3 separate regions of the Mus musculus genome follow, and all the other regions are linked to region 2. The links are chromatin loops, found by intact Hi-C in ENCODE. Cell type or tissue: left cerebral cortex. All regions are shown on one strand. Each heading gives the region's core, and the rest is flanking DNA. Links, peaks and the distances in the headings are about the cores only. Region 1 overlaps Dcdc2a (doublecortin domain containing 2a). Region 2 overlaps Nrsn1 (neurensin 1). Region 3 overlaps Dcdc2a (doublecortin domain containing 2a).

The links. A loop is a pair of places that touch in the nucleus more often than their neighbours do. Peaks named below come from ENCODE experiments on the same cell type or tissue, not always from the same donor. Only the 100,000 strongest peaks of a DNase experiment are listed, where the experiment ranks them.
Region 1: it touches region 2 in a loop (2.5-fold over the local background); 2 of 42 quality-filtered maps call a loop at or near these places.
Region 3: a loop joins it to region 2, with 4 times the contacts of the local background. A loop is called at or near these places in 3 of 42 quality-filtered maps.

The regions. Positions count from the first base shown.
Region 1 is chr13:25,190,190-25,198,008 of GRCm38, reverse strand. All of the region lies in intron 8 of Dcdc2a (doublecortin domain containing 2a), which reads right to left. Among named protein-coding and RNA genes, the nearest start is that of Nrsn1, 76 kb to the left of the region's middle. In left cerebral cortex, for the core only: no CTCF peak of the experiment used is centred there; DNase peaks (open chromatin) are centred at 3,363, 3,487, 3,868, 5,958 and 2 more places; H3K27ac peaks cover 867 bases.
Region 2 is chr13:25,262,086-25,269,904 of GRCm38, reverse strand. Nrsn1 (neurensin 1) reads left to right here. Exons shown (of 4, transcript NM_009513.2): 1 at 1-63; 2 at 1,815-1,883; 3 at 7,506-7,705. The coding sequence starts at 7,514. Among named protein-coding and RNA genes, the nearest start is that of Nrsn1, 4.0 kb to the left of the region's middle. In left cerebral cortex, for the core only: no CTCF peak of the experiment used is centred there; DNase peaks (open chromatin) are centred at 2,829 and 4,945; H3K4me3 peaks cover 969 bases.
Region 3 is chr13:25,122,902-25,130,720 of GRCm38, reverse strand. The region is part of intron 7 of Dcdc2a (doublecortin domain containing 2a); the gene reads right to left. Among named protein-coding and RNA genes, the nearest start is that of Dcdc2a, 71 kb to the right of the region's middle. In left cerebral cortex, for the core only: no CTCF peak of the experiment used is centred there; DNase peaks (open chromatin) are centred at 1,757, 2,724, 3,279 and 3,701; H3K27ac peaks cover 1,206 bases.

The sequences.
Region 1 (7,819 bases), core at 1,842-6,841, 72 kb after region 2:
AGATAAAGAAACACAAGTTCCCTCTGAACACAGAGCTAGAGATCCTGTGTCTGTTTCTGCCAGCTTCTCACTGGTGATCCTTTTACAAATTCAGGCTTTAGCTGGGTGTGGTGTTGCACGCCTTTAATCCCAGTACTTGGGAGGCAGAGGCAGGTGGATTTCTGAGTTCGAGGCCAACCTGGTCTACAGAGTGAGTTCCAGGACAGCCATGGTGATACAGAGAAATCCTGTCTCAAAAAAAACAAAAAACAAAAACAAAAACAAAAACAAAACAAAACAAAACAAAAACAAAAACCACAAAACAAAACAAATGCAGGCATTAAAAGCTGACTCCATCCCCTCACTCTATTACCTCCGGGATCTTTTGGGTAGTATAAAATCAGAGGTACACTCAGTTTTCTCATAGTTTCAGACGAAACTGTGTCTCTGGCCTCCCACTGCAACTCATAAACTGAAGTTAGCCCCTGAACCTGGGGATAGTCTCTAAAGAAGTGACTAAGTCAAAGCGAAGCCATTTGTGGTCCTGAACGACATGTGATGGGTATCCTTAAAGAAAGAGGATAACTGCCGGGTGTGGTGGCGCACGCCTTTAATCCCAGCACTTGGGAGGCAGAGGTAGGCGGATTTCTGAGTTCGAGGCCAGCCTGGTCTACAGAGCGAGTTCCAGGACAGCCAGGACTACACAGAGAAACCCTGTCTCAAAAAACCAAAAAGAAAGAAAGAAAGAAAGAAAGAAAGAAAGAAAGAAAGAAAGAAAGAAAGAGGATAACTGCAGAGACAGAGGGAAGTCTGAGTGAGGACGTAAGGGGACAGTCATCTGCAAGCCTAAGAGATGTCTCAGGACATCCAGATCATCATCTTGATTGGAGATTTGCAGCCCCCAGAACAAAAAGAGAAAAGATTCTTGCTGCTTAAGCCACTCCCATTGTGGTTCTTTGTGTTAGCAACCCTAGTACACTCATCCACTACCCGAGTACTACTCCATTCCCTACATACACATATACAGAGGAGAGAGAGAGAGAGAGAGAGAGAGAGAGAGAGAGAGAGAGAGAGAGAAAGAGAGAGATCCTTAATTGAGAAGGATAAATGGAGCCTTTCCCAGATTGAAATTTAATGTGAGGAGAATCCTCTGAGAAAGAAACACACACAGAAAAAATCCTTAGTCCACTCCCCTGTACAACCAGTATCCAAACTGTTCCTTATGTCTGTACATGGATAGTGCATCTTTCCCACAATTAGCACAACCGCTCCAGGAAGCTACCTGGCTCCTCCAGGTGGAATCACTCACTGCTAGGCACCCTCTCCACGTATTTATTGATTCCTTTAGGACTCTCTAATCATCTAATTGTAGGTCATACAAAATTAGCGAACACAAATTGCTAACCAGAAAAAGAGCCTCTTCCCACCTCCCAGATACTGGCATGATTGTGGAACGATGAGAGAAATGACAGTCTCCTCTGTGGAGACCCCTGGAAATCATTCAACAGAGGCCTTCTCTTATCCATTTCTAAACCCACTGTGGCAGACTAGTGATGATGTTCATAGTCTTTAATGAGGTAAAGGGGTAACAATCGCCTTGGGAGCGCGCTGATGAAGAGGAGAGAGACGCACATTTATCAAGCTCTCTCCTGGCGCCTGGTGTCATGTTCTATGCATCTCATATGCATAATGGCATTCACATTAACCTTCAACAACGATTCAAGAATAATACTGTTATTATCCTAATTTGCAGATATGGAAGAAGGCAGAATTCAGTAAATTTTCCCTACCGCTTCCTGAGATGAAGAGTTTAGAGAGCAAAATAGAATTCTGCTCTGAAGCGGTTACTCGCACAACTTGAGCATCAGGTTCCAAGTCAGAAGCATTAGCACTCAGTACCTGGTAACACCTCCACTGCTGACGCCATCCCTGCTGGACCATTGGAGACACCACCACAGAGTTCTAGACCACATGAGCAGCAAGCCTGGTCTCCAATGTGTCACATTAAAGCAGGCGTTCTAGTTGTGATGACGCCTCTTTAAAAGAAAGCTACATTTTTAGCCTAAACTGTCAGCCCATTGGTTGGGATCTGGAGAAAAATAAGAGAGATGACTGTGGATGGGATAATTTTGGGTCAGGAACACAGACTTGCGAGCACAGTGACTCGGAAAGAGTTTTTCCCATAATCGTGTCCTCTACCCGACACTTAGATCAAATTTTAGTCTGTTTGTGACTCAATTTTTCAGAAAACAGGTTTTCATATGGAAACCGTTTCTCTCAGGGATATACATATCTCGAAATTTCACGACGAGCTCATGCCTATGAGTAATTGCACGATACTATACATAAGGCGCAATTGTGTTTCACTGGAGTTTAAAGATTTATTCCTTCTACTCTATTTGAAATATGCGTCACATAACCACATAACCATGAGTGCAGAAGTCACTTAAACTTCTGTGGTCCCAGCCTCCCAGGCTCGTTGGCATTCATTCAGAGCACATGAAGTTCGTGAGTTAGAGAAGTGTACATACAGGTGTACAATCACAGACACCTCAGACTCTTAAACACAGAGCTCTGCAGATGAAAATCAACTTTTGCCTTTTAAAAAGCACATACTTTATTAGTGGTATATTACACATTGCATAATGTACAATGTAATATATCTTAGTAATTGCCCTTGATCCTTGTTAGTAGAGGAACTAGAGCAGATTTCCTCTTTAACCTGACACTGGCAATGACATTTTGAGTAACTGCTGCCCAGATCTGCCCACATCACATCTTACTATTTAGTTTCTCACACTCTGAGCAGGCACTTGATGTGTAGGAAAAGTTGGGGAAAGTCTAGGTTGGTTGTCACTGGGGCTACATCCTCATAGCATTCAGGTTTTTGGCTGATTCCCAGCCCACTGAGAAAAAGGTGCCCTCATTTATTGTATTGACATCAACACCTGTGAGATCTATCTTCAAGTGCTAAGATGTCAGCTATGTAAAATACATAGACTTTTCTAGTCCAGGTGTTCTCTCTACCCCCTTTCCTGAACAGCATTACTCCCACCTTGAAAATACTACTGGAGAGAAACTGGGAGAAACTGAAGAGTTGGATCAGTAAACATGGAGGACCCGCTGGGCTCCCAGGGGACTGCCTGCCCCCTGCAGAGGCAGCGTGGCCCTGTGTGCAGGTCTGGTGCTCGCTATGGAATAGAAGGTATTTCTGTTCTTTGTGGCAGAGGCACTAGCAGTCCGTGGAAGTACAGAAATTATCGTTCTTGTTTTTATTTCTGTTCCCATGGAAACTAAAATCATCTCCTACCAAGTTGAAATGAGGTATTTGGAAATAATCAGTTTCAATTTTTCATGATAGCTAAGTACTGCTTTCTTGTTCTCCGCTTTCTGGCTTACTTTCATGGAGGAGGGGGAGTGACATTTTCTGAGGGCACAAAGACCACGGAAATGGTGATTATCTGCAGAGGCATGAGCCCGGGTCCAGAGGCTGTCACCCGGGCCCTGGAGAGCTCTGAGCTCCTGTAACACCCATATGAAGATGTAGTTTACCAGAAGTATCTGAGTAGTGTGGGATTATGAAGTCATCACTGGAGGGAGAGCACTGTAAGTTTTCTCATTTTAAAAGGAAATGTTGGTTTTCTTTCATTTTCACGGAAATCCCCGCAGGCTGCGTTTTAATGTTTAACACCATTTCTCTCAATTAAACATAAATCTACAAACACGGATTCACTAAGAGCCCCATTTCCGGTGAGCCCACAGAAGGTTAGGGGTCTTGCTCACCCTCAGCTTGATGCTCCCTGTGTCTGGGATGCTCACAGCACCAGCAGGAACTTGATCCACCACAGACCTGTGGCTGGGATACAGGGAGTACCACTCAACTTGTAGTTCTAATTCCTTTCATTCGCCAAGACTGAGTGGCCCTGTGCTCAGGTAGGAGATGGGACCAATTATGGGAAAACCAGAAGCTCCCAATCTCTCCACTGCCCTTCCTGAGGGGTTCTAAAGAACTACAAACCAGAAGCCTCTGGACTCCTCCTGTGCCAGCAGCGTCAGCAGCAGGTGGGGTTTCTGTGGAAGAATGACTCTCTCTAATGAGGATTTTGTTTCTTCTGTGACAAAATAAAAAATTGCATCCAGGTTCCCTTTGGTTCTAGATGTTTTACACTTCTGTTTAGTAAATGCACTTGATTGAAGAGGAGTCGGGGTTATGTTGCTGTATATGAAAACTGGATACTTTGTAGGCCCTGCGTCTTGCTGGAAGAAGCTGCAGGTAATTGCTAGTTATCTCCAAGAAACAGGTAGTCAGTGATAAACCAAGCCAGGAAATCTGAGGGTTCAGATTTCAAAACCCCTGTTTTCTCGATGTACTTCTGGGCTGGCTATAGAGCCTTTGAAATGGCATTGCATTTTGCAGATGTAAACAGTAGTCACAGCTGAAACTAATTCCGAAGGGGCTGGGCAGGAAATATAAAGGCTTAACTTGGAACAAGTGTGGGAGAACAGGGAGAACTGGCTGAAAACTATGTGGCATGCCAACAGGTGCAGGCACAGTATACTCCAGGTTGGTCACTAACCACTTCCTGGGGAATCCAGTCATAGAACATCAGCTCTCTATCCTAACTCCTGGAGAATCCTGTCATAGGCCATCAGCTCTCCTTCCTAACTCCTGGGGAATCCGGTCATAGGCCATCAGCTCTCCTTCCTAACTCCTGGGGAATCCGGTCATAGGCCATCAGCTCTCCTTCCTAACTCCTGGGGAATCCTGTCATAGGCCATCAGCTCTCCATCCTAATTCCTGGGGAATCCGGTCATAGGCCATCAGCTCTCCTTCCTAACTCCTGGGGAATCCAGTCATAGGCCATCAGCTCTCCTTCCTAACTCCTGGGAAATCCTGTCATAGGCCATCAGCTCTCCATCCTAATTCCTGGGGAATCCGGTCATAGGCCATCAGCTCTCCTTCCTAACTCCTGGGGAATCGGGTCATAGGCCATCAGCTCTCCATCCTAATTCCTGGGGAATCCAGTCATAGGCCATCAGCTCTCCTTCCTAATTCCTGGGGAATCCAGTCATAGGCCATCAGCTCTCCTTCCTAACTCCTGGGGAATCCGGTCATAGGCCATCAGCTCTCCTTCTTAACTCCTGGAGAATCCTATCATAGGCCATCAGCTCTCCTTCCTAACTCCTGGAGAATCCTGTCATAGGCCATCAGCTCTCCATCCCTAGCATAGATTAAATAAAGACAGTTTAGGATGAAAGTAATTTCAGGCTGAACACTCTAAATTGAGCATTATGTTTTGTTTTGCCCTCTGACATCTTCCAAATGTCCCTCCAAAGTATCAGTAAAGGGAATTTTTAAATAAACCCAACCATAAAAAAGAAATAATAGTAACAAAAATTGGGATGTAATAAACTCAATGACTGTATGCCCAAAAAAAAAAAAAGATTAGATGTAAGAAAACTCAAACATGCATAAAGGAACGGTAAAGAATAGGTACATGCCCCCTGTACCAAAGCCAGCTAGAGTGAATCTCTCGGTAAGAATCCAAAGTCCCCTTTTCACACTCAGGACCTAAGTGCTCGGCACTAGGCTCACACTAACAAAGTAAATATGAGCATGTTCTCATAAAAATCAGAAGAGCAACACCAAAGCTACCAAAACTTAGACAGGGTCTTTCTATAAATACTGCGAGTCAAGCACACTGCCCTGGATCTCTCCTGCTGGCAAACTCTGCCTATGCAATGTCCTTACTAATACACACACACACACACACACACAATCTATCTAGCACTAAGGCAGAAGTCAAAACAGAAAAACAAAGAAGAAAACCTCCTAAGAACCACACTAGAAAAATGAAGTTTGAAACAGCAGAGCACCAGTATTTGGAGAAGGGAAGATGTCACATCCATGAAACAAGAATAGTACACTATAAAAAGAACACGTGGGGCTGGGGAGATGGCACAGTTGTTAGAGTGGCTATTTCACAAGCCTGAGGACCTGACTCAGAGTCCTCGCACCCACTTAATAGCCAGGCACATATACGTCATCAACCTAGAATTGAGGGCAGGGGTAGTCAGAGACTGGAGAGTCCCTGAGGCTCAGTTATATAAACTAATGTGCTCAAGGGTTAGTGAGACACCTTTACTAAAAAAAAAAAAAAAAAAAAAAAAAACTTCCAGCTTTCACACATACCCATGAGTGCATGCATACAATCAAGTACATGCAGCACATATATCCACACATAGCAAAGCAGGGGAAAGAACATTCAGAAGTATGAAAGTGTGTGGAAGTTAATGACATGGCAGCCCTGGTGAGAATACCAATAGGTGGGGCTCAAAGTATATAACACTTACTGGAAGAGTCCCTGCCCAGTAAGCGCAGGTGCTGAGCTCAGTCCCTGGCAGGGACAACAGATATACATCTGTAGGTGTGACTTGCATTTTGTATATGTGATGTAACATATATAAGATACATATATGATAGAGCCTACTATTCTGAAGTCCTAATCATCTTTTCTGCTCTGCATCTCTCTGGATTGTTTCTTATCTTTTTAAAAAGTCAAGTTATATCCTACAAATACTGAAATTCAAGAAAGAAGATTATTAAAGAAATAATTTAACATTTCTTCCAGAACTAGAATCAAATATTTCCAGAAGAGAAGCACAATGAGTGGTCAGCAAGCAAGAAGGCCTTCCCCCAAGGAGCCTCCCGAGTAGCTCTGGGAACACCAGGAACAAGGAAATGAGCCTAGCAATAGGGAAGCATTAATCGCAAATGGTCAGGAAAGGCAAAGTTATCAAACTGCTCAACTGCACTCCTGAGTGGGAAGCAAACTGAGCAGGGTTTTCAAAGTCCTGAGAGAAGTCATGTGACCCTAGAATTTTACACATAGACATGCTGACAATCAAGTTTGAGTAGAGAAATCAAGGTTATTTTCAGATATGAAAAGCCTCTCACTTGGACTGTAACTCAGCGGTAGAGCACTTGCCTTATATGCAAGAGTCTGTAGGTTCAAAAAGTCTCTCCCACACAATATGCCTCCCATGGAGGGTTTCTCTGCCTAAAGGAAAATTGGTTACACCTTCATTTTTATGTGGGGAACTTTCCTATAATAAAGGTTTAGCCAAGAAAAAAAAAAGAAGACATGGAATCCAAATACCAGGATCCATACACTGGAGAAACATAAGTATCCCAAAAAAATGATAAGGAAAATACCAAGCCAATCTGAGAAGCATATGCAGAGGCAAACTAAGTAGCCTTAGTGATCGCAGGGCTTGGGAAAGGGGACAAAGAAAGATTGCATAGTCGCAAACTGTGCAGAAGGAATCAGGAAGAGCCAGGCCCACAGCTTCAGCCACAGGTGCACAGAAAGCTAGGCAGATGAAAAGCAATGGGTCATGGCCAAGCAAGGGAGGCAGGAAGGTGACAGTGTAACTGAAGTCTACACAAAGAGCCATCCAGGAGTAATACACAGTGAGGAGAGCCTGCAGATCCAGAATTAAGCCAGCAAACGTTATAAAATTATACTAGAAATAAGGGCAAAAGGTATGCTTGTATATTTGTGTTGACTTGTTATGGCTAGGAGAGAGGAGGGAGGAGGGAGGAGAGAGGAGGGAGGAGGGAGGAGTGCTCGAATAACTAGCTCCCACAGTCATTAGGTTGAAGGTTTAATAAACAATACCTAAATTGTAAAAAAATAAAAATAAAACCAAGAGATTAGATACATAATATTTGAGATGACAAGATTATTTTATGTACGTCCAAGGCCATTCATTATACAAACATCTTTGACAACACATTCACACACATACATGTATGTGTCTAGATGTGTGTGTATAT
Region 2 (7,819 bases), core at 1,956-6,955:
CAGCGAGAGATCTGCAGCTAGGTCGGCTGCACTTGCTCCACGGGTCGGGGATTGGAGGGACAGGTAAAGCAGCGGGAGGGCGGAGGGCTACCTCTTCACCTCATTCTCTGGTTTTCTTTCCTCCCGCCCTCCTCACACACAACCCTCTATCAATCAATTTCTCTCCCTCCACCCAACTCCCCCTACCCCAGATTCCCCTCTTCCTCTCTTTTTAATCACACACACACACACACACACACACACACACCGAAATACACAAAAACCGTGGCAATCTGAAGCAACCAACTTCATGCTTTGGGGGATTGTGGTCTATGTTATGTAAGAATTTGGGTATTATACAGCTAAAAACTTAAGAGTTTCCTTCCTGTAAGACAAGAAAAGTTGTGTTTTCAGTAAGGAACAGATGAATTTAGAGTTTGCAAGGCTTCTTAGATTTCTCTTCCAGGCTGACTTGATCCGTTCTCTACCAGAATCACCACGGCCCTCCCCACTCCTTAGCCATGTCTAAAGATGTTTTGATATGATCTTAGAGCCCACTTCTTTTTGTTATTGGATAGGGACACAAGGGTAGAGGTCAGACCAAGGCTGGTGACCTCAAACCAGCTGGAGTTGGAACAGCTAACATAGACTTAATTGGTTCCTGGCTCTGTGGCGCCAATGTTTTCAGGACCTTGGAGAGCTCCCAGGGCTCCAGACAGGCCAGTGCTTTGGTAGAGGACCAAACCATCAGTTTCTTCAGACACAACAAGGAGAGGAAAGGACATTGCTGAGAGAAAGAGAGACAGAAACCAGGAGAGGCCATGAGGGAAACCTGAGAGACAGAAGAAGGTAGTAGCTTTTAACTGGTTTGTTTTGTTTTGCTAACTCAATTCCTAGATTCTAATGTTGGCTCACATACCACCCAAACTTCAGGAGCAAGGAAATGGATCTTGAAGATGGTATAGCTATTTTTTTCTCCAGTATAGACTGACTATAGAAATACTGAAGACAGTTTGTTATGTCTTTTCTAGGCTTACCCTTCTCCCCACTAACCTTCAGTTTCTCCTACAAATGCAATGGGTATCTTTTCAACAGAATTTTTCATGGTCTTTTAGATAATCTGGCTCTCTGTTTGTTTGTTCATTTGTTTGTTTGTTTGTTTGTTTGTTTGTTTCATTTCACAAGACTAAAGTAATGCAGAAAACCAATAGCTCAGTAGCTAGCAGCGGTCTCTTAATTGAATTTTGCACAGGCACATGCTTCTCTTGAGCAGCTGGAGAATAAACTGATCTTGATAGGAAGACAACGGATGTGGAAGTTAAACTAAACACAATGAGGAAATTGTCCAGAGATTTGCTGAGGGTGTGATGCATGTAAGTTTATCGGAAGACACAAGGATTGTAAAGCTCATTTGTTTTGCAGAGCGGTTATGAGATGTCTAGGAAACAAGATATCATCTTTCATGTGGAATGTGTGTGATATGAGCAGAGCAGGCAAGTTAGTGTGGTCAACTTCATGGAAAACCGTGACACCAAGATAAAAGCAGCAGCTATATGGTGTGCCAGGGCTCACAAAGCCCTTGGGTTTATGTCACTTCAGTCATGCCAAAAATTATCATGAGAAGCCATTAGAAAGTTTAAAACATAAGTTAGACTTTTGGGTTTGTTTTTGTTTTCTTTCTTTCTTAGGTTTTGTTATTTGTTTTTGTTCTAAGAAAAGCCATCACTACTCTTTCCCAAGAAGATCTTGGTCACTGGTTTTGTGAGTAATTTGTAAGTTTTTTTATTTTGCTCTGGGTCACATCTGCAGAGTTATTGTTGTCTTTTCTTAACTAGAGTTGAAGAATGAGCTTCTAAAAGAAAGACCAAAGAATAAACAGGCAGAGGACAAGGAGAACATTGAAGGTAAGAGACAGCTTTTGTCATCTGTGAATACAGAAAAGGAAGAGTTTAAAAGGAGAAGAATGCTTATTTTGGTTTTGAATTTTGCATGCCTTATTAATAGATATATGTATGGATGGATAGATAGATAGGAGACAGGTAGAAAATAAAGAGAAAGATGATATATTGATGACAGATAATAGAAAGAAAGATAGATGATAGACAGATGATATAGATAACTAGACAAATGATATATAGATGGATAGAAGATGATAGCTTATATGGATGGGTAGAAAAAATTGGTAGAGGATAATCAATGGATAGATGAACTTTAGATAGAAAATGCCAGATAGATGTATATGTAAGAGATGTGTGGATAAGTAGAGATAGATAACCATCACTTGAAAGATTCAGGCAACTGATAATGAGTAAACTAATTATATACTATTACTCCTATTTTCTAAATTATAAAAGTGACTGTCGATGCACTGGCATGGAGAGTATAAAAATAACTCATTATACAAAACCACTATCTCTCTGATTATTCCAAAAAGACAAAATATCTCTGTTGGTTAAAATATATATCTCTCTCCTTTGGTAGAAACACATTTCAAGTTTTATGATCATGCTGTAATTCAAAAACGCTCAATTTCAGAGTGGCAAGGCTCTTAGCAGGCTTTTGTGCCTTCCTGTGTGCACTATGAATCTCATCCAGTCTTTTAAGAGATGTGACCTTTTGGGTTTGGTTCTGGATAAATGGTCTCAATGGACTGTGTCTATACCGTGTGCCTTGCAGCACCAGCCCTGTGGAAAGTGACTCTAATGGGAATGTCACTCTCATTAGCTCAGAATTATTTAGAGGGAGAGAAAACCGTATGAAAAATTGAGCATTATTTCAAAGTGAATAAAGAGAACAGAGCCTGGCCCACAAGTGACTCACACATAGAGCCATGGGAAAACACTCATCCACTTGGTGCCTCAATGTGCTGCTTCCCTTCTCTCAGGAAGGCCATGAAGATAAACAGTGTGAGGCCTGTGAGGTCCTCAGAGTTGCAGGAGGCATAAAGACTTATTTCTATTTCCATGACTGTGAGCACTTGCAAAATAAAATGAAAATAACTGCATAGATTATGCCCAAAATTAAAATTCTCAACAACTGATACTTCACTACATTGATCCATGGACTCACAACACTGCCCATGGGGATCTGTCTGTCTAGCCAGGGGGTCATTCCCAGCTCTCACCTACTGTAAATGTTGCTCATGAAGGCTATTTTGTTGGAGAGAAGTAATAGGGAGAAGAAAGCTGTAGATAGTCCTCATTTGTCAGTATCTAGAAGGTCCTTCAGGGAGAATACAAACAAATCCCTCTTCATAGGTGAGCAAATACATTCACACAGATGGCATCTTGTCTGGATTCTGTCATAATTCCAGACAGGAGGTATAGGTAGTTGGTAGAATGTTTGTCTCCCATGCACAAGACCCTGGTACAATATCCAGCCCTGCACAAAGCAGCATGATGGTGCATACCAGCACTCCTGATGTGGAGGCAAGAGTATCAGAAGTTCAGAGCTAGTCTCAGGCACACAGACGTTAATTCAATGCCAACATGGACTAGAGATCTTGCTGCCCCTCCCCCAGCCCCCAAAAGAGACTACAAGAGGCTCCACTTGAGTATTTACAAGTTATATACCAATAGTATATCATTTAAATATAATTCTAGAACGCTCCCTTTTCTGCTTCTATGCCTATACCTCCTGCATATTAAAGCTTTCTCTAAATAACAGAGCCCCCTAAAGTCTGTCCCTTAATAATAACTGTAAACAACATTGGCAATACTGTTTTGTGACTGTTGATACAGATATTTAATACAAGGTAACAAAGCCTTCTTCAATAAGGGAGGACTGATTCAAGTTCAAAGGCCTTTGCCCAGCTTTGTGTTCCTGTCTCTGTCCTAGTTTGTTGTGTATCCTTTAGTAATTGACCAGCTTTAAAATCACTTTATGACATGACTTCATGTATTCTTGGCCTAACAACACAGGTGTCATTCAACAGGTTCCAAATAATTATAACATTATTTGTATGGGAGACAGCTAGTTTCTGCCTTATCAACTTCTCTTTGAGTTATCTAACTCTGTTGAGGTTCTTAGGCCCCAAGCCCTCAATCTGCGATGGTAGATTTTAAAACACATTTACGAAGTGGTCATCCTCTTCCAGACATCAGTTCTAACTTCTTGTGTCTGTAGGAAGGTATGTGAATCTTCTCAGACACCTCCTCCCATCCAGGTGCTACTACTGAAGGTAACATGTATGATACTAAAGTGGTGTATTTAACGAGCAACCTGTAAGCCCTCAACCTGTTTAATGCTTACATTAACCTTAAGCTAAACTTCATACACACTGGAATTAAGGACATGTCTGTGACTATCAGTCCACAAAGAGCTAGAGACCCAATAAACTCAGTGGTATACCCAACATAGAGTAAATGGCTCATTCTGAAGATGTGTGGCCAAAAATGCCTAGAAAAACACATCTGGAGAAAGTAAAGCCTTAGCCCAGTCCAGTCTTCTTATTGTAAGGATGATGAAACCACATCCCTGAGAGGTTACTAAGCCTATGAGTGATGTGACCAGAATGCCTGAGTCCATTCTCTGCTCTGTGAGGCTGACATGACACGGGCCATGCTCTTCCTGTGCATGCCTTGTGCTCTTGGATGGTGAAGTAAGGATCGGCAAGATTCCTCTTTGGGGGTACAACCAGCACCACTAATGATCCATTTTGAAGTGGAATGCACGCTCAGCATCCAAGTGTTTGCTTCGGGCCACTTTGTTCTTCTGTTTTTCTTTCTCATATTGGCCTTTTGTTCTGTTTTGTTACTAGCAAAGTGTAATGAAAGAGTCTCACAAAGTATGCTGGAAGTGAGCTGGGTAGAGAATGGATACAGTGAGTTTCAGGAACCTGCTCAGCATCAGAGCTGAGTCCTAGGAGTGAAGTAGCTCCTCTGGTTGCTGTCAAGGGCATTTTCATTCCTCCTATATCCTCTATCTTCCTCCATGTTGAAGACGCTGGTGCTCTGCAGGAGAAGTGTAGATTATATAAACCATCTAGGTGAGTGGATTCTGACTGCACAAGCCTATGATTCAGACCCAGCTCCTGAACATCGTAGTAACTGTCATCTTTTGTCTCCTCCCTGACTCACAGTGTGACCTTTAGCAAGATGATTTTTTCTATACCTCAGTTTCCTCAATGACAAAGCAGAGTTAGTAATACCAACCCAATTTCCATCTGACTAAAAAAAAAAAAAATTATTAGAATGTCTTCAAAGAAGGCAACTCTAAAATTATCCTACTTATGTGTCACTGGCAATAGGCTCTTATTAATCATATTCATTGTATAAGCATTACACAGAAGGTACTGAAGAGGTCATCCTAGCACTTAAGATATAAGAGTTAGATACCAATCTTTTGATCCACCAGGCTTTGCTGCAAGCAGACAAATTGCTTTCTAAAACCTCAAGTAGTTGTGAAGTCAAACCCCTCTGAATGTCTAAAAGTTCTCTTTTGAAATACTTACCTCTCTTTAGCTCTCCTGACATGCTCTCCAGAATAACTTGTTTTAGAGGTAGTTAGTTGTCCCTGAACCAAGAAAGGACACAGGTGTCAAATGTAATGCTGGCCAGCATATAGAAAGATAAGGCCAGTTGACAGGATGCCACCTGCTGTGCCCTTCTTCTGACACCAAGGACACACTTTCTCAAATTTGATTCTATTTTCTAACCAAATCTGTCGGTGGCAGGAGTGCTCACAAAGGAATGCCCTTGTGAGTTTGCTTTGTTCCCATAGGACTCTTCTCACCTCTCATCACTGCCATCTGTCAATATTGGTTACTTTATGAGCTGCTGGGACAAGACACTGACAAAGGCAACCTATGCAAGTAAGGAATTATTTTGACTCATGGTTCTAGGGCATCACCCATCATGGCAGCAGGAAGTTGAGGGAGGAGCTCACATTACATCCACATTCAGGAAGGAGAGATAAATGCTGGCACTCAGGCCATTACTCAGTTCAGGTCTTCAGGCCACGAATTAGTGCTACCTGCCTTGGCAGACATTCTTCCCACCTTAGTGAACCGAATCTAGAAGACCCTTCATAGGTATCCCTGGCAGTTTGTTCCCTTGGTGAGTCTAAATTCTTTGAAGTTGGCAGTCAAGAGAACGATCACATTATCCAAACAAACTAAGTGACCACAAAGAAATCTGACAGAACTAAGGAACAGTTTTGTCGTGTGGACATTACTAGCTGATTCCTTGATAAGCAAGTAGAACATTTAATGACTCTTTCTTGACCTCGATTATAGCACAGTCCAAGACTTTCCTGGAAAAATATCTTTCTAGTGAGAAAATAGCTTTGGGCCTCACTTTGTCATGTACAGTCTATGTCCAAACAAGGAAAATAATCTACAAGAAACTGAAAAGTACCAAATATTTCCCGCTTCTAGCTAAATACATATCTGCTTATACAGAGATCAGAAAAGTCAAAGAACATAGAACTGAGAAGTCCCTCACTCACCAGAACTATGGCCCTTTTCAGGAATTCCTTACTAAAAAGAATAAACAAAAACATTGAGCTTAGTGGTTAAGAGGACTGCAGTTCAGTTTCCAGCACTCACATGGTGCCTCACAACCACCTCCAGGGGACCCAGCTCCAGCTCCAGGGGACCCAGCACTAACTTCAGGCCTTAGCAGGTACCAGGCATGCAACCATTTAAGATGTACCAGGGGGGAAAAACCCAAATACATTAGATAAAGTTTTATTTTAAAAAAATAACATAAATTATTAACCAAATCCTTTTAGACTGCTCCCTCCAAGAGCAACAGTTGGAACCAATCAATCTTAAATTTCCATCTTGCAAAGATAGTTCCCTAGGCGGCTTAGTTTTACTTACTTTTCTTAGTCTTATTTATACTAGACACCTGGAAGGAAATAGTAAAAGGGTCTATTGTCTGCATTAAAATTTCACACCCACATGGACAGACATATCCACAAATAACCACAGAAATGCATGGTGCTAAGTCTAGTGAGGTGTAAATTAATGGCCCAGTCACTTGTGGTTAATAAAGCATGGAAGCTGCTCCACGGCTTTCTGACCAAGTTTCCATACGACTTAGCAATTAGCTAAAATATCAGAAGATGTTACATGAGCTCTGGACACAAAGCCAGAAAGCTCTAAGAGGAATACTGTACACATTCTGGAAAGGAACGTGGTTAAAAATCCAGGACAAGCAGAGACCAATTCCATCCATGGCCAGTGAGAGCCCACACGTTTCTTACATTAAACGTCTGTTGTCAGAGCTCCTTTATTGCCACTTCTTATGTGCCGTGTGCTTGTATTTTATATAATTTAAATGACTGAAGCTTTGTGGAGAACCAATTCTAGCCACTGAAAACTGAGGGTGATTTCGCATTCAACAGAAGAGAAGGACAGATGGTAAGGTAGGTGGGTCTTTGAAGGCGCTTTTTCTGCTTACAAAAAGAGAATTGTTTGAACAGGTTGGCCTAGCATTACTCTTGCATTTAATATGCCTTTTGACCCTGAGGTCAAAGAACTGGCCCATGGGGCTGATGGCTTGTGGATGCTCTCTTTCCAGCTGGGAAGATGACTTCTTGCAGCAACACCTGTGGGTCCAGGCGAGCCCAGGCTGACACCGAGGGTGGGTACCAGCAGCGCTATGGAGTTCGGTCCTACCTGCATCAGTTTTATGAGGACTGCACTGCCTCTATCTGGGAGTATGAGGATGATTTCCAGATCCAGAGATCGCCTAACAGGTGGAGCTCAGTATTCTGGAAGGTGAGGAACCAGTATATGATGTGGAAATACCAGAGCTACAGAGAACTGAGAGGTTCTCTGTGTGTGCCTCAATCTCAATAACATTAAATGCATTACTCTTCCCTTGGAAAGGAG
Region 3 (7,819 bases), core at 1,431-6,430, 140 kb after region 2:
AAAAGTGGGAGGGAAAGGGGAGTAGGATAAAATTTTAACTTTACTTTTTTAATTCTAAGAACACAAAATCGGTCTAGGGAACCAAAAAACATGATTGGTTAACAAACAAATTGGGAGACACTTGGATCTTAAAGACATTGAAATCTGAAGCATTTTTCTACAACTTGGAGCAAACGAACAAGAGACGTAAGACTAGAAGATGGGACAAAATAAAATAAAAATTAAAATAATAAAATAATAAAAACTAAACCACCCAAAAGGTTTGCTTCCCATCAAAACCTGAAAAAAAATATACACACAGTAGAGAAAATTATTGGTATCATAAGAAACAAAATATATAAATAATACAGAAAACTACTTCATGATTGAAAGATGTGAACTTCTGAGGTTATGACCTCTACCAAGTGCCAGAAATAACCAGTAAGACTAACACTGAACCGCAGCATCTCACGGGGACGTCAAATCACGCAAGTTAACAAAAATTTAATAAACATAGTTGATTAAAAGAGGCGCAGAAGAAGAAGGGTGTTTAGAGCCCTGATTTCCATAAGACAGGTTAATGGGGCAGTGAGACGGTTTGATCCTGGCCCCCAGGGGAGAACCTTCAGATATGCATTATGGAATGCACGCCCGTGCACCCGTGTGCGCACATGCATGCACGCGCACACACACTCGTGCACACACAAGGCAGGCACACAGCAAGTTTTCATCTTGACCTCATATGTATTATCTTTTTCAGTATGGATAACATACTTTTTTCCTGCTGTGAAATCCCACTGAATTTCTTTATTATCATTAAGGGAACACAGATTTGATGAGGCAGGGGACAGAATCAACCGCAGCCTGGCCTCATGTTATAATTCTTCAACGTGTGCAGAATACAAGGGCTGTCAAATACATACTATGTTTTTTACTTTATTTTTTCTGTCATTAATAAACACTATTCTGGTTCCTGTGTGTGCATGCCATCGTGAGTTAATGAACTACATAATGATCTGTGGGACACTGGAGCACAGTCCTGTGTCCTAACGACAGCCTTGCCAGTGAGCAGCACTGAGGAGTCACAAGCGAGCTTTCTAACACTTCAGCACTTCAGCTTCTTTATCAATAAAATGGGATAACGGCAGCAATAACTACATGTGCCTCATCCAGCAGCTGTAAGCTCCAATGAGACTGCACACCTGACATGGGAGCCTCAGCACATAAGCACCCAGAAATGTTAGTCAGGATGCTCATAGCGCTGATCAGAATTGCACAGGCAGCTCCCCATGGATTCTCCTCTGCCGCAAAACCTGTGTATGTGCCCTGATTCTTCTCCGGGTGGAAACAGGACCCATAAAGGGTGGGAGGGGGGAGGGGAGGGACGCGGGACAGAGAACAAGAAGGAGGAGGCTGAGGCAGGAGGATGGTGAGTTTGAGGTCCGCCTGCACTGCATAGTAAAAGCCTATCTCCAAAATAAGAAGGAAAAGGGAGAGAGGGGTGGGAGGAGGGAGAAAGGGAAAGAGAAGAAAGGCAAGAAAGAGAGAAGGGGAAAGGGGGAGACAGGGAAGGAGGAAAGAGGGACAAAAAGAAGAGGGGGGAAGCAAGCATGGAGTATTTATGCGACTAAAGCTCTGAGAGAGAGAACGAGCAGGAGGAGCTTAGTAGGGAGGAGAGCTTTGCTGCTTTGCTGTGCAAGCATGAGGATCTTCGTTCTTATCCTCAAAAGCCACATAAAAAGCCAGATGTGGCCGTGGGCACCTGCAACCCCAGCACTCGGAGGCGCCAACTAAGGATTGCTGAGTACTGTTGGCCAACAGCCTGGTTACAAGTTTACTGAGAGACTCTGTCTCAGGGAATAAGGCAAAGTGTGAAAGAGCAAGACACCCAATGTCCTCCTTTCGTCTCTGCATGCATGTGCAGCAGGATGTACACACACACACACACTCGCACACGAACATACACATACAGTGCACACATACCACACACATGCATAGTATACATACACACATACACATGCATGCATGCCTGCAAAGACTTCACAATATTTTACTAGAAAATGTGGTTTAAACTTGTATAACCCATTTCCCAAATTTATACTTTTGAGCATCAAACTGTTATTGTTACAAACATCTATCAAAAGTCTTTGAATGTCTGCACCCCAAGCTCCACATTAGGAAATGACCTGGTTAAGAGATTCCTCTTAGGACCTGCCCATCCACTCTGTGCAGTAGGCTAGAGGGATGTCAGTCACCACCCTGAGGGGCTGCAGCCTCAGGACCTGTCCTTGGGATAAATGTGGAAGCATCTTCTTTCTGTCCTGTGGCACCAATCCCCTTTGGAAAATGACTTCTCTGTGTGCTTTCTTGCTGTGAAGCAAAGTGGTGCCTGTGAGGACCCAGCTACAGCGAGCTGTGGTCTTCTAGTGTGAGGGCCCCTGTCCCACAGTGGAACGTGGCAGCCTTTAGTGAGCTGTGAACTTGTACAGTGAGGGCACCCATCCCACAGTGGGATGTGGCAGTCTTTAAAGGGAGTGAAATCGGACCAATTTTGAATTACCATCCAAATGTATAGAATAGAAAGAAGTGGAAAAGCCTCTAAATTTAGGATGCTCAGAAGGTCTTTATAGATATTTTATCTTTATCTTTCTCCCCTCTGTGGTAGCACACAGCATGCTGATCTCCAATAAAGGTTCTATCTTAGGCCGAAAACAACTAGGGCAGCGGAGAAGAACAAAAATAGAGTGAGATGTAAAGTAGGCCACAGTCCCAGAAAAGCCAGCATGTTGTATGTGGGGAGAAACATCTCTGCCCTGTCTTATAGTAGCAACCAGCACTGTGGAGTCTCCCCAACACCGTTGTGAATGTGCGCCGGGCAGGGAGACCTTTGCTGCTCTCAGGATGCTGTTCCTTTTTATACATACAGGATAGACACCAAGGCCCAAGAAAAGACTTCATACCAACAAGGAAAAAAAATCAATATTTGCATGGCAAAACATGTGCTGGCATTTATAGGTTGCAGAAGGAATTTGACCATTGAAATGAAAAAGAGAAATTGGTTCTTCTTCACCAAGGAAAACTTGTGCATAAAGTCAAAATTGTCACCATTGAAGTAAAGCAATAAATTCAGAGCAATTGGTACCAAGGAAAGAAAATGCAGCTGCCGGGGGGGGGGGGGGGGGGGGAGTAGCTCAGCATGTGGTACCCAGCGGGCATCAGGGATGCTTACAAGTGAAGCAGCAGCATCTAGAAATGGATAGGACTCCTACACCTAAAGACATGAGGAGAGCTTGCACCCAATGTGTGGGAGATCTAGGGTGTTCACAAAACTGCATAATGAATGAGTAAGGACAGCTGGGGTGGCAGCTCATGCCTGTCATAACAGCACTTACAAGGCTGGGACAAGAGGATTACCACAAGTTAGAGGCCAGCCCAGGTTATACAAAAAGTCCAGGTTAGCATGGGCTACACAATGATACTCTATGCATTAAAAAAAAAAAAAAAAAAAAAAAAAGTAACTAAGTCTGGTCATGTGATACATAGATGCATGAACTAGAGGTCAGCCTCAGAGGTAGCATCTATTCCAGCATTCCCTGAAGGCTGAAGATGGACTCTGTCCCTGGCTGGTCTGTGTAAGATCAGAGGAGAGCCACTGTGACATCGGATTAAGGAAGAAAAAGGGCTGCAATGACTCCTCCCCACTCACAACTGGAAAAGGAGACACTGGAGTGAAGAGCCAGGAAGATGAGGCCTCTGCAGAATGTGAGACATCAACACACAGCCCTGAAGGAAGACTGGCCACCGCATCTCTCATTCCTCCCAGAGACCGGCTGCAGGTATTCACATAGGAATGTCCACCTCCAAGCCTGCTGCGCTCAGCCCAGGCATTTCTTTCTTTTTTTTTAAGATTTATTTATTTATTATATGTAAGTACACTGTAGCTGTCTTCAGACACACCAGAAGAGGGAATCAGATCTCATTATGGATGGTTGTGAGCCACCATGTGGTTGCTGGGATTTGAACTCAGGACCTTTGGAAGAGCAGTCGGGTGCTCTTACCTGCTGAGCCATCTCACCAGCCCCCAGCCCAGGCATTTCAAGAACTTTTGGCTACTGCACTGCCTTGGACTCTGGATAAACTGCTTTCTCCTTCCTTCCCTGTTCCCAGGCTGGGCTAGGGAACTGTTACACTAAGAACTTGAAAACTTAGCTTGTAAAACATCAGAACAGTATCCAGCACTGACCTGCTGCCTAGGTTAAGCACCATAGCATGTGATGCTTTCAATAGGATTGTCCCATGGCTGCCTATAGGAGAGATTCTCCTTCTTGCCGCCTTTGGGTCAAGATGTTCTTGATCTATACATAGTAGGATAGAATGAGTTCTGGGCTTTTCTGGAATGGTATTTCTGCTTCATTTTCTACTGAAAACACCCTTGCACTTGTGGGTATCTCATCTGCCACCTGTTCAACACAATGACTGAGTTGAACAATACAATCACATTGAGATTTATAAAATACATATATGCATAATATCATCTGAGTCCCAAAATACCTACTTAAAATGAATTCTTGAAATCTACTTTGCAAAGGTTTGAAAATCCTTGTGTAGATTGGTGCCTAGCCCAGTTACCATCAGAGAGACTTCCTCTGGCAGCTGCTGGAAGCAGATGCAGAGAACCACACTCGAACATCATGCAGAGCTCAGGGGACCCCATGGGAGAGAGGGAGAAAGGATTGTTGGAGCCAGAGGGGTCAAGGACACCAGGAGAACATCGCCCACAGAATCAACTAAGCAGAGTTCACAGGGGTTCACAGAGACCGAAGCAGCAATCACAGATCCTGCATGGGTCTGTGCTAGGTCCTCTGCATACATGCTGTGGTTGTTTAGCTTCGGGTGGGAGTTCTAACATCTGACCCTTTGCCTGCTCTTGAAATTCTTTTTTGTCTACTGAATTGTCTCATCCAGCTTGGATATGAGGGTTTGTGCCTAGATTTGTTACATTTTTGTTATGTGATTTTCCAGTTAATATCACTGAAAAGCCCAGTTTTTTTCTGTAGGAAACAGGAGCAGTGGACCTGGGGGAGAGGACAGGTAGGGGCTGGGAGGAGTGGAGGGAAGGGAGATTGTAGTCAGGATGTATCCTGTGAGAAAAGAATAAATAAAAAGAAAGAAAGAGAATCCCTATGCAGTCCAACACCTCCCATTCTTCTCCTTTATGGTGAGGGAAGTTGTGATGCTTAATCCTCACCATGAACTTGCCTGGCTTTGTAATCACACAGAAAACACATGCCTGGGGTCCTTTGATGGAGTTTCCAGAGAGGCTTCACATGTGCTGAGAGGACTCAGTAGGCAGCATCATTCTGTGGTGTGCTCCAGACTGAGTAAGGAGGAGGAAGTGAGCTACACAGCAGCTTCCTGCTTGCTGACTGTAGACTCAGTGTTGCCCGCGGCCTGTGATGGCTGCTCTTGGTTGTCAACTGGACTACAGCTGGAATTAACTGGAACCCAAGTGGCTGGGTACACCTGTGACACATTTTTCTTGATTGAATTGTTTGAGTTGAAAAGACCCACCCCCTAAATCTGAATATTCTGTGGTAAGAAAATCCACTTTAAACCTGGGCCACACCTTCCTGTGGCAGCCTGTATAAAGAACATAGAAGGAAGTTCTTGCTTTTGGCCTGCTTGGCTTCATTCTCTTAGTTCATTCCCTTGATGGTATCTAGAGTACACTGAGGCCCTCTGAGACATCCGGACTCACGGACTGGACACCTCCATTCTTGGACAGCCACTGTTAGACAAACAGGATTACAGACTAAAATGCATTCTAATAAATCATACATGCACACACACATACTCTCTCTCTCTTTCTTTTTCCCTCCCTCCCTCTCTCTGTCAGTTCTGTTCCTCTAACATGCCCCACATCCCTGTGCTTTAAAATTGTGTATGCAAAATAAGCCCAAGTGGCTTAGCAGTTAAGAGCACTAGTTGCTCCTAATGGGACTGCGTTCAGTACCTAGCACAAAAAAGTGACTCATGACTGCCCCTAACTCTAGTTCCAGAAGATCCAGTGCCCTTTTCTGGCCTGCACTGGTACCAGGCACACATGCATTATATATACATGTACACATGTAGGTAAATATAAACAGGAAGGGAGGGAGGAAGGAAAGAAAGAGAGACTAAAGGAAGGAGGAAGGGAGAATGAAAGGAAGAGAGGAAGAGAGGGAGGGAGGGAGTGAAGGAGGGAGGGAAGGAGGGAGGGAGGAAGGGAGAAATAATTAGTATAGTATCCCAACTCTGGACCACAAACATTAACCACTAACAGAATTTCCTAGAAGTTTCAGCCCAACATCAGCTATAACTCACATTAGTAAGACAGCAAGCTATGAAGTGAACACTTTTCTGAAAAAAACACTGAAGGCTGAGGTGTGGCTCAGTGTTAGAGCACAGGCTGGCCACATGCAAAGTCTCGGATTCTACCCTCAGAATGAAAACAGAATGACGTGTTACATTGCTTACATATATTCACTGGTATCTCACCACTAAAGTCAATAACAATGTACATACTCCAAAACTCATGTCGTTAAGAGATGTTGAATTATACAATGAAATATGCAAGAAGCTAGCAGCCTCTGACTATAGTAGAAAACTATTGTGCAATGTGTTGACCCTCTGAGCAGTGGGATAAGCAAATGCCCAGTCTTTTAAGAAGCTGGTATTTAATGAAATAGACTTTGGCCCATCGATCATTGGAGGAACAGAAAACATGTATCTCCCATTTGTCCAATGAGTAGGGTAGCAAGAGCTACCAGCAAATCGTATTACTTCAGTTATGAGACAGGCCCAGATCACCTCAGAGCCCTCCCGTGTGCACCTTCTGGTTACACGATGCCCTTTCAGTCTGGAAAGTGTGTCTTCCAAATGTGCTTCAGGGTTTTTCCAGCGTTTCTTGTGACAGAGGACGTGCAAGTGCGTAAGCTGGATCATGATTGACACTCGGGCCCTGGCTCACGTGATGGGGTTTTTGAGAATGGATTGCTGCAGCTCTTCCTGCTTGTGGTGACACAGACAAACGGTGCGCAGACTGTAGGTATTAGGAAGCTCAAGAGCAAGCTGTTCAAGGGCAGTCATGCTACCAATGCTGTGGCTACCCTTGTCGGGAGTCTAAATACACAATTAGCCAATTCCAGGAATGAAACTATCATGGAACAAAGCATAATAATATAGCTAGAAGAGTAGCCATGTGTGCACACACACATACAAACATGCACATGTGCCCTGGAGAACCACAATCCTCCAGAAGAAGATAACCTTTGCCTTTCGTTTCGTTTCGCACTAATACTTTGCTTTTAAAAGTACTTTTTGTTATCATGCTAATGTACACCATAACAGTATAGGCTCCTTTCTTTGCAGTCTTTTCTGGTATTTCTAACTAAATTACTATGTTTTTTCAGTTATCCACTATTAATAATAACAATGAATAGAACCAGGCATCCAAAATGCTGCTCCAAAACAATCATCATTATGTTTCCCCTCACAGTGATGAGGATAGCTAGTTAACACCTCTAAAACGTCTCTCCAGGCGCCACAAGGACAGGGACAGCCAGCTGTGTGGTGGAGGCTGATCTCACAGCAGCACTGAAAACACTTCGCAACCCCCCCTTCATCAATCACTCACCAATCTTACTTTGCATCTCGGCTACAAAAGAAAATGGGATTTGTTTCCCTGAAGAAATATGTCACTGCTCTGCCTGAATTATTAAGCTTTACTGTTACAGAGAGAAACAGAGTCAAGGAAAAAGGAAAGGAAAGCTAGAGCCAGGTTGCCATCTACAGTCAAAAC